Linked DNA regions of Homo sapiens: region 1 is linked to region 2. A link is a contact called in ENCODE Hi-C or POLR2A ChIA-PET data. All regions are on one chromosome and are shown on one strand. The core of a region is the stretch at or near the end of the contact, and the rest is flanking DNA. Distances in the headings are between cores, read along the strand shown.

Region 1 (3,204 bases), core at 527-3,026, 49 kb after region 2:
CTCTAAGAAAAAACAAGACTTCTGGAGGGAGCTAGATAAGAAGGGCTGAGGAGAAGATAGGTGATTTCCGGCTGCCATGTCATTATTAACCACGAATAGAAGAAAAGAAATGCACAAGGAATAAAATTAATGTCTTTAAAAGATATGGATACATGTTAACATCAAAGAATTTTGAGCTCAGGATATGTATTTTACAATTTTAGCTAAATCTTGAATTATATGAATCTTTAAAATGTCAAGATGTGGCAAATAGGCTTCGCAATCATGGTTTGTCATCTCGTCAATGCTCTTGACTTTTGAGTTTTCATGTAGAGAAGACATTCCTTTTGCTATCATCCTTCTGATAAAATTAGCTATGTGTGTTGTGTAGCAGTATTTCCATCCACACACAAGGGTGTGACTTGGCATTCTTTGTTACAACTGCTACTCAACCACTTATTTAAAATAAAAGTCTAAAACTGAAATCCTCTAATGAGTTGGAAAAGTTTTGCTTTAAAAATTATCCTTTTAGAGTGATTTCCAGTGCCATTTAGGGGATATAAGGAAGGAAATTCCAAGGTGTCTGTATTTTATCTGCAAATAAAACGATCATGTGACCACATGCCTGTTTGATCTGTGCCTGGTAGCTTAGCATGGCTACAGCAAAAGACGCACTTGCTATAATCATTTCAACCCCCACCCAACCCAAATCATCAACATTTCTCATCAAAGGAGAACATTTACATGCTCTGAAACATTGAATGAAAATAAGTGAAAACCTCTTCAGATATTTGTTTTAAAAATTCTCTGAGAGTACATAGAGTTTGGATCATGAAAGCAGAACTCAATTCATACTTCTGATCCTTCCCGGTTTCACATTTTTAAAAAATGTTATTTCACCACCTCCATGATCAGAAGGCGATGAGCTTGCTTTGTTTCCCAACTGACCTATTCATATCAAGTTAGTTACACTCACTTAAGTCTCCCCACCACCTTTGGCCAATCCCACAGAGCCCTCCTATGGAGCTGGAAACTCATATAGAGACTTTTGTTTTTTATAGAGAATTCAATAGCTCAATGCCACAAGACACCCTTTCTTATTAAAACGAGAAAGAAATGCATGGAAGTTGTTAAAAACAAATCATTTTCCATTAGTAAAAGTTACATGATTGGAAAGAGAAGAGCACATTGCTGTAATTACCAGTACATTAAGCAGGGGATGAACAGCTGCGTGAACTTGGAGTCAGTAGAATAACAGCCACCGAGCCAGCTTCCCCATATGGTCCAAGCAAGGAGGTGGGGCTTCTAGCTGCCTGGGGGTTGGGGAGAGGTGAGGAGGGGGCAAACGAATCCCATTCAAGTAGGAAATGTAAGCCAAGAAATGTCTGGCTTCCCAATCCAAACCCAGATTTCTCTGTGCTGCACTGGAAAAATCCCCCTGGCCTCCATAACAAAAACCTCTAAAATCAATGTTGTCTTTTCCTAAAGAGAGCAAAATGTGAGCGTTTTCAGACTTTTGGCTACATTGCTACTAATAGAAAAGACGACCTCAGAAGGACTTAGTCACTTCCTCAGCTTTTTGGGGTGTGGCTATGACTTGGAATTATTGGTATCACTTAGTAAACACTGTTTGATCTAGCATTTGCCTTCTCTCCCAATTAAAAATAGAGTCTGGCCAACAATGACAGGTCCCCACCACCAGGTATTGGCCTCAGTCTGTTTCAGTGAAAAGCATTACAGCCTTCTAATTGGCATTCTCTTCAGAATTTGGCAAATTTGGTCAAAGCAGACCAGCACTATAGTAACCTTTCATTATCAATGCAAATCCTAACAGAAAAGCATTCCATTCTTCTTACATTGTACGTCATAAATGAAACACAATAAATTTTATTGTGAAACCTCCTAGGAAGACATTCCTGAATAGACAAAGCAGAAAATGCTTGCATTATACTAAACAGAGCTAAAATTTGATAGTTGCTGGAAGGGTTGGCTATAAGGAATCTAGCTGTTTACAGGGGAAATACCAAATAGGCTACATCATTTGCAAGGAGATGTTTTTGTAAGTACCATGTCCAAAACCATTTGGGTTTCAACTATATGAAGGTTATTATTGCAGAGAATGGTGACCAGCTGTTCTTCATTGCCTCCGAAAACAGAATGAGAGAAAAAATGGCATTAAAGTGGAATTGGAAGAATTGAAGCTTCCTAAAAATTTGAGTTTGTTAACAGGAGAAGGATCCACACTAGGGAGTTATAAAATGAATGCCTTTCATTTTCTGTTGCTTTTAGAAATAAAAAGTGGCACTTTTAAGACAATTCAGGTAAAATTTTGTCCATCAATAAAATACTGAATTTGATAATCTTACAAATTTCTATTAAAAATAATTTCAAAAATATTTAAGAAATATGACTATTGGAAATTAGGCTATGTCTGGAGAATAATTCATCCAGTCATGCTATGGTGTCAGGGAATATTGTAAAATGAGAGAGTATTATTAAAAGAATCCTGTCGGAAATGTGTGCATTTCATGCCATAGATTTATGCAGGCATATTCTAGGAAGAAGGATAATGACTTCCCTGTAAATTAATATTGTCTTCAGAAATATCTAAATTTACAAATAAAAGATAAACAGCCTGGGCACGGTGGCTCACGCCTGTAATCCCAACACTTTGGGAGGCGGAGGAGGGCGGATCACCTGAGGTCAGGATCACCTGAGCTCAAGACCAGCCTGGCCAACATGGTGAAACCCTGTCTCTGCTAAAAATACAAAAATTAGCTGGGTGTGGTGATGCATGCCTGTATTCCCAGCTACTTGGGAGTCTGAGGTAGGACAATCACTTGAACCCAGGAGGCAGAGGTTGCAGTGAGCCGGGATTGTGCCACTGCACTCCAGCCTAGGTGACAGAGAGAGAATTCATCTCAAAAAAAGAAAAAAGAAAAAAAAAAAAAAGAAAAACAATAGTATTCTACTCAATAGAATAGACACACTGCTATCTCTTAGAAAATTATTAGATTGATGAATACATAGATGTAAAAACATCATTTGGTGGGTATCAGGATTTCCACTGATAGTTGATTTGTGGACTCTCAAGAAATTTATACCTGTATTCAAACACATACTGTGATATTAACTTGCAGGACTTTCTTAATAAACCAACTGTGGGAAGGACACACATTCCTAGACTTTCATTCACAGGGCAAATCCATCATTGCCAGACTTCTG
Region 2 (3,454 bases), core at 527-3,026:
TTTTATAAAATTTTCCTTTGGTAATAACTTTTAAGGAGGCAAAAAGTTGGCAAGAATAAGATTAAATCAAAATGCCCTAAATAATATGGCCAAAGTCACTTTAGAGAAATGGTTCTTAAACTTGGGGGAGGGGGATCATCAATTCCAGAAAAAAAAATCTGTGTGTATAAATATCGACATTTGGTAGAAAATATTGAGATTTTCAGATCTCCTTTTTTGAACCCCAATTTAAGAACTCCAATTACAGTTTTCCAGAAACAGTTTACAAAATGCTCAATCTTGCTAAAATAGAATAATATTTACTAAAACTGTATGACCTTTTCTCCCTTTTCCTTTTCCATTTCTTCACTTTTCTTTCTCCCTAAAAAATTTCTCTCTCTCTGTCTCTCTCTCTCTCTCTCTCTCTTCCTGCCACCTCTCTCTCTCCTCTCTCTCCTTTTGGTCTTCTGTGAGTTAGTTTCAAATACTAAACCACCTACAATTTACTATACTTAACAAGAGTTTTGTAGTAAGGAAACAGAGATGAAAAAAAAACACACACACAAGGCTTTTCATTTCTCCTCTCCCTCCTGCACGTGATGATACTGGATATGACCAACCCTAATCCATATCATATTATCTTCTCCCTGTGCCTTGCCCTAGAGACCACAGCTACCTGGAAGACTTTGCTCTGAAATATAAAAACTTCTGACTTTGGCATCTAGACATTGCTAAGTATGTGTGCACTCACTCTCCATGAGGAGTGTCTCATCTCAGTGTTTCAAGCTATGCTCCTGAATTTCTGTATTATTTAGAGTGACACTAGCTGCTGTAACTAAACACCCAACCCCCAATATTTCACTGGCTTAACCCATGAAAAGTTAATTTCTTGCCCAGAATAGATGTTCTGTTCACAATAGTTCAGAGCAAATGCTCCTGTCCTCTATGAGTGAGTCAGGACTGTTCTTTCTGGTCATTCAGGACCCAGCATGGCATGGAAAAAAAAAAAAGAGGGCAGGACTGGCCCATCTGTGGCTTAACCCCTAGGCCTGGAAGTGCCACAATCATTCCCACACATGTTATTGTAAGTGAAAACCAGTCACATGGCACCTAGAAGTGAATAGATGGGCCGGACATAGTGGTTCACTCCTGTAATCCCAGCACTTTGGGAGGCTGAGGCAGGAGGATGGCTTGAGGCCGGGAATTTGAGACCAGCCTGGGCAATATAGCAAGACCCTATCTCTACAAAACCGTTTTTGAAAATTACCTGGGCATGGTGGCACATGCCTGGAGTCCCAGCTCTTCAGGCTAGGCTAAAGGATCACTTGAGCTTAGGAGTTTGATGCTGCAGTGAGCTATGACCATGCCACTGCACTCCAGCCTGAGCAACAGAGTGAGATCCCATCTTAAAAAATAATAATAATGAAGAGGTGAAGATGGAGCTGGAAATCCTAGTCTTTGTCCTGGCAGCTGCTTCCAGCAACAATTCTACACTGTGGAAGGTCACCATGGATTTTTGGTGAACTGCCAGCCATCTTTGCTTAGCACCTTTTTGATAAGCAAGGTGTTTCTCATCCTGCTTTGCTTAGGAATCACCGTTATGCACTACCCAGGTGTATATTTGTTGTTTGTTGCTGTGAAAAATAATTTCCCAAAATTTCATGACTTAAAACAACAAATACTTTGTATCTCATGTTTTCTATGAGTCAAGAGTGTTGATGTGGCTCAACCGGATGCCCGTGGCTCACGGTCTTTCATAGACATCAACAGACACTGCAGGGAGGATCCACTTACAAGCTCACTTTCCTGGCCACTTGCAGGCCTCACTTCCTCACTGGCGGTTGGTGGTAGATACAGGTGCCTGGCCACTAAGGTCTTTCCACTGGGAAACTCACAACTTGGCAGCTGGCTTCCACTGTAATGAGCCATCAAGAGAGTGAGAAAGGAAACTCAAGGTAGAATTCACCATATTTTGTAGCCTATTCTTGTTAGTTTCATCCTGTGAAATTAAATAATTCAAACTTAAAGCTGTTGGAACTTTAAATTATTTTAAACCTTAAGAGGAATGTGGCTATGTGGCCTGAGTCACAAAGCATGAAGCTGCAAGTTCTGCTTTTCTGATTATAGATCATATCTCTTCCTCATTCTTGCCCTGTAAATGATTAGGAAAGGCTGAACGGCACCAGAGATAAGACCCATCAAAACCATTACCCCTCCCTACAGAAAGTTAAGGCAGTTTTCCTCCGAATGTAACCAATCAAATCACTATAACACATGTACTAACCTGTTTTGAAAAATGCTGCAACCTTGTTAAGCTTCTCTGTCTTCGCCTATATAAATGAAACCTTACTTTCCCCACCTTGGAATGCTGACCCATTCTTTTGGAGTCTGTGTTTCCCAGGTGGCTACTCTTAAGCTCTGCACTCAAATAAACTTTATACTTAGTCATATTTCCCAAATCTCATCTTTTAAGGTTGATGATGTCATCAATATTGCTGCATTGTTTTAATTTGGAGCGAGTCACAGGTCCAATTCATGCTCAAACAAAGATCAGTACACAAGGTTATGAGTAGCAGGGAGCAGTGATGAGGGATCATGTTCCAGGTTGCCCACTGACCACAGGTGTGGGCAGAGAAGGCTCTCTATCTGTAGTCTCTAGCATTTAAAAATATGTAAACATCTCTCAACTTGTTTTGGTAACAGGAATGTAAGAAGGTGTCTAGACATCTAATTCTTTTCTAAAATAGAACTGGGAAAAGAGCCCGCCTGGTAGAAAGTAGTGGGTGATCAGGGTGGCCAGTTCAGGAGCCTGCACAGATTGGAGGCTCTTCTGGAACATGTGGCTGAGGCTGGGTTTTCTTGTTGCTCTCCTGTATGTCACAGTCTCACATATTTATTTTCTTTAATTAAATTTATGTATTTTTGCTTCATATTACTTTTTTTTTTTTTACCTTAACTTTAACAATGAAAATTTCAAGATCCAGTAAATGGTCTAAGACAGGAGAAAATGGTAAAATATTTATATTCAACATATAGGCCCATTGAAAGCTGTGTTCTTTTCACTTAATAATTGACATATGCAAATTTTTAAATACCATAATTGCTTTACACTCTATTCATTATTTTAATTTTTTTCAATTCTTAATTTTAAAACATTGTTTTTATTCTAGTAAAAGAGAATTAGAATTTATCATTTTAACTTTTTTTTTTCCTTTTTTCTTGAGATGGAGTTTTGCTCTTGTTGCCCATGCTGGAGTGCAATGGCGCAATCTTGGCTCACTGCAACCTCTGCCTCCCGGGTTCAAATGATTCTCCTGCCTTAGCCTCCCGTATAGATGGGATTACAGGCATGTGCCACCATGCCTGGCTAATTTTGTACTTTTTTAGTAGAGACAGGGTTTCATCATGTTGGCCAGGCTGGTCTCGAACTCCTGACCTCAGGTGATCCACCCGCGTTGGCCTCCCAAAGTGCTGG

The links. Hi-C counts contacts between places; a loop is a spot of excess contacts on that map. ChIA-PET counts read pairs that join two places held with the same protein, here RNA polymerase II (POLR2A). Pooled maps may share reads with other maps.
Region 1: a map of mammary epithelial cell shows a loop between it and region 2 (8-fold over the local background). The contact joins two enhancer-like sites. A Hi-C loop is called at or near these places in 3 of 168 maps with a recorded cell type or tissue (PC-9, heart left ventricle and mammary epithelial cell) and 4 of 50 pooled maps. POLR2A ChIA-PET finds 5 or more read pairs at or near these places in 6 of 52 experiments (CD4-positive, alpha-beta T cell, H1, MCF 10A and 3 more).

What each region holds. Positions count from the first base shown.
Region 1 is chr2:226,184,140-226,187,343 of GRCh38, forward strand. No RefSeq gene overlaps it. Among named protein-coding and RNA genes, the nearest start is that of MIR5702, 470 kb to the right of the region's middle. Within about 2 kb of position 1,777, at least 10 of the 41 ENCODE cell types and tissues checked have a DNase peak (open chromatin) inside an H3K27ac peak, as active enhancers do; they include PC-9 and mammary epithelial cell, where a contact is called at or near this core.
Region 2 is chr2:226,135,160-226,138,613 of GRCh38, forward strand. No RefSeq gene overlaps it. Among named protein-coding and RNA genes, the nearest start is that of MIR5702, 520 kb to the right of the region's middle. Within about 2 kb of position 1,777, at least 7 of the 41 ENCODE cell types and tissues checked have a DNase peak (open chromatin) inside an H3K27ac peak, as active enhancers do; they include PC-9 and mammary epithelial cell, where a contact is called at or near this core.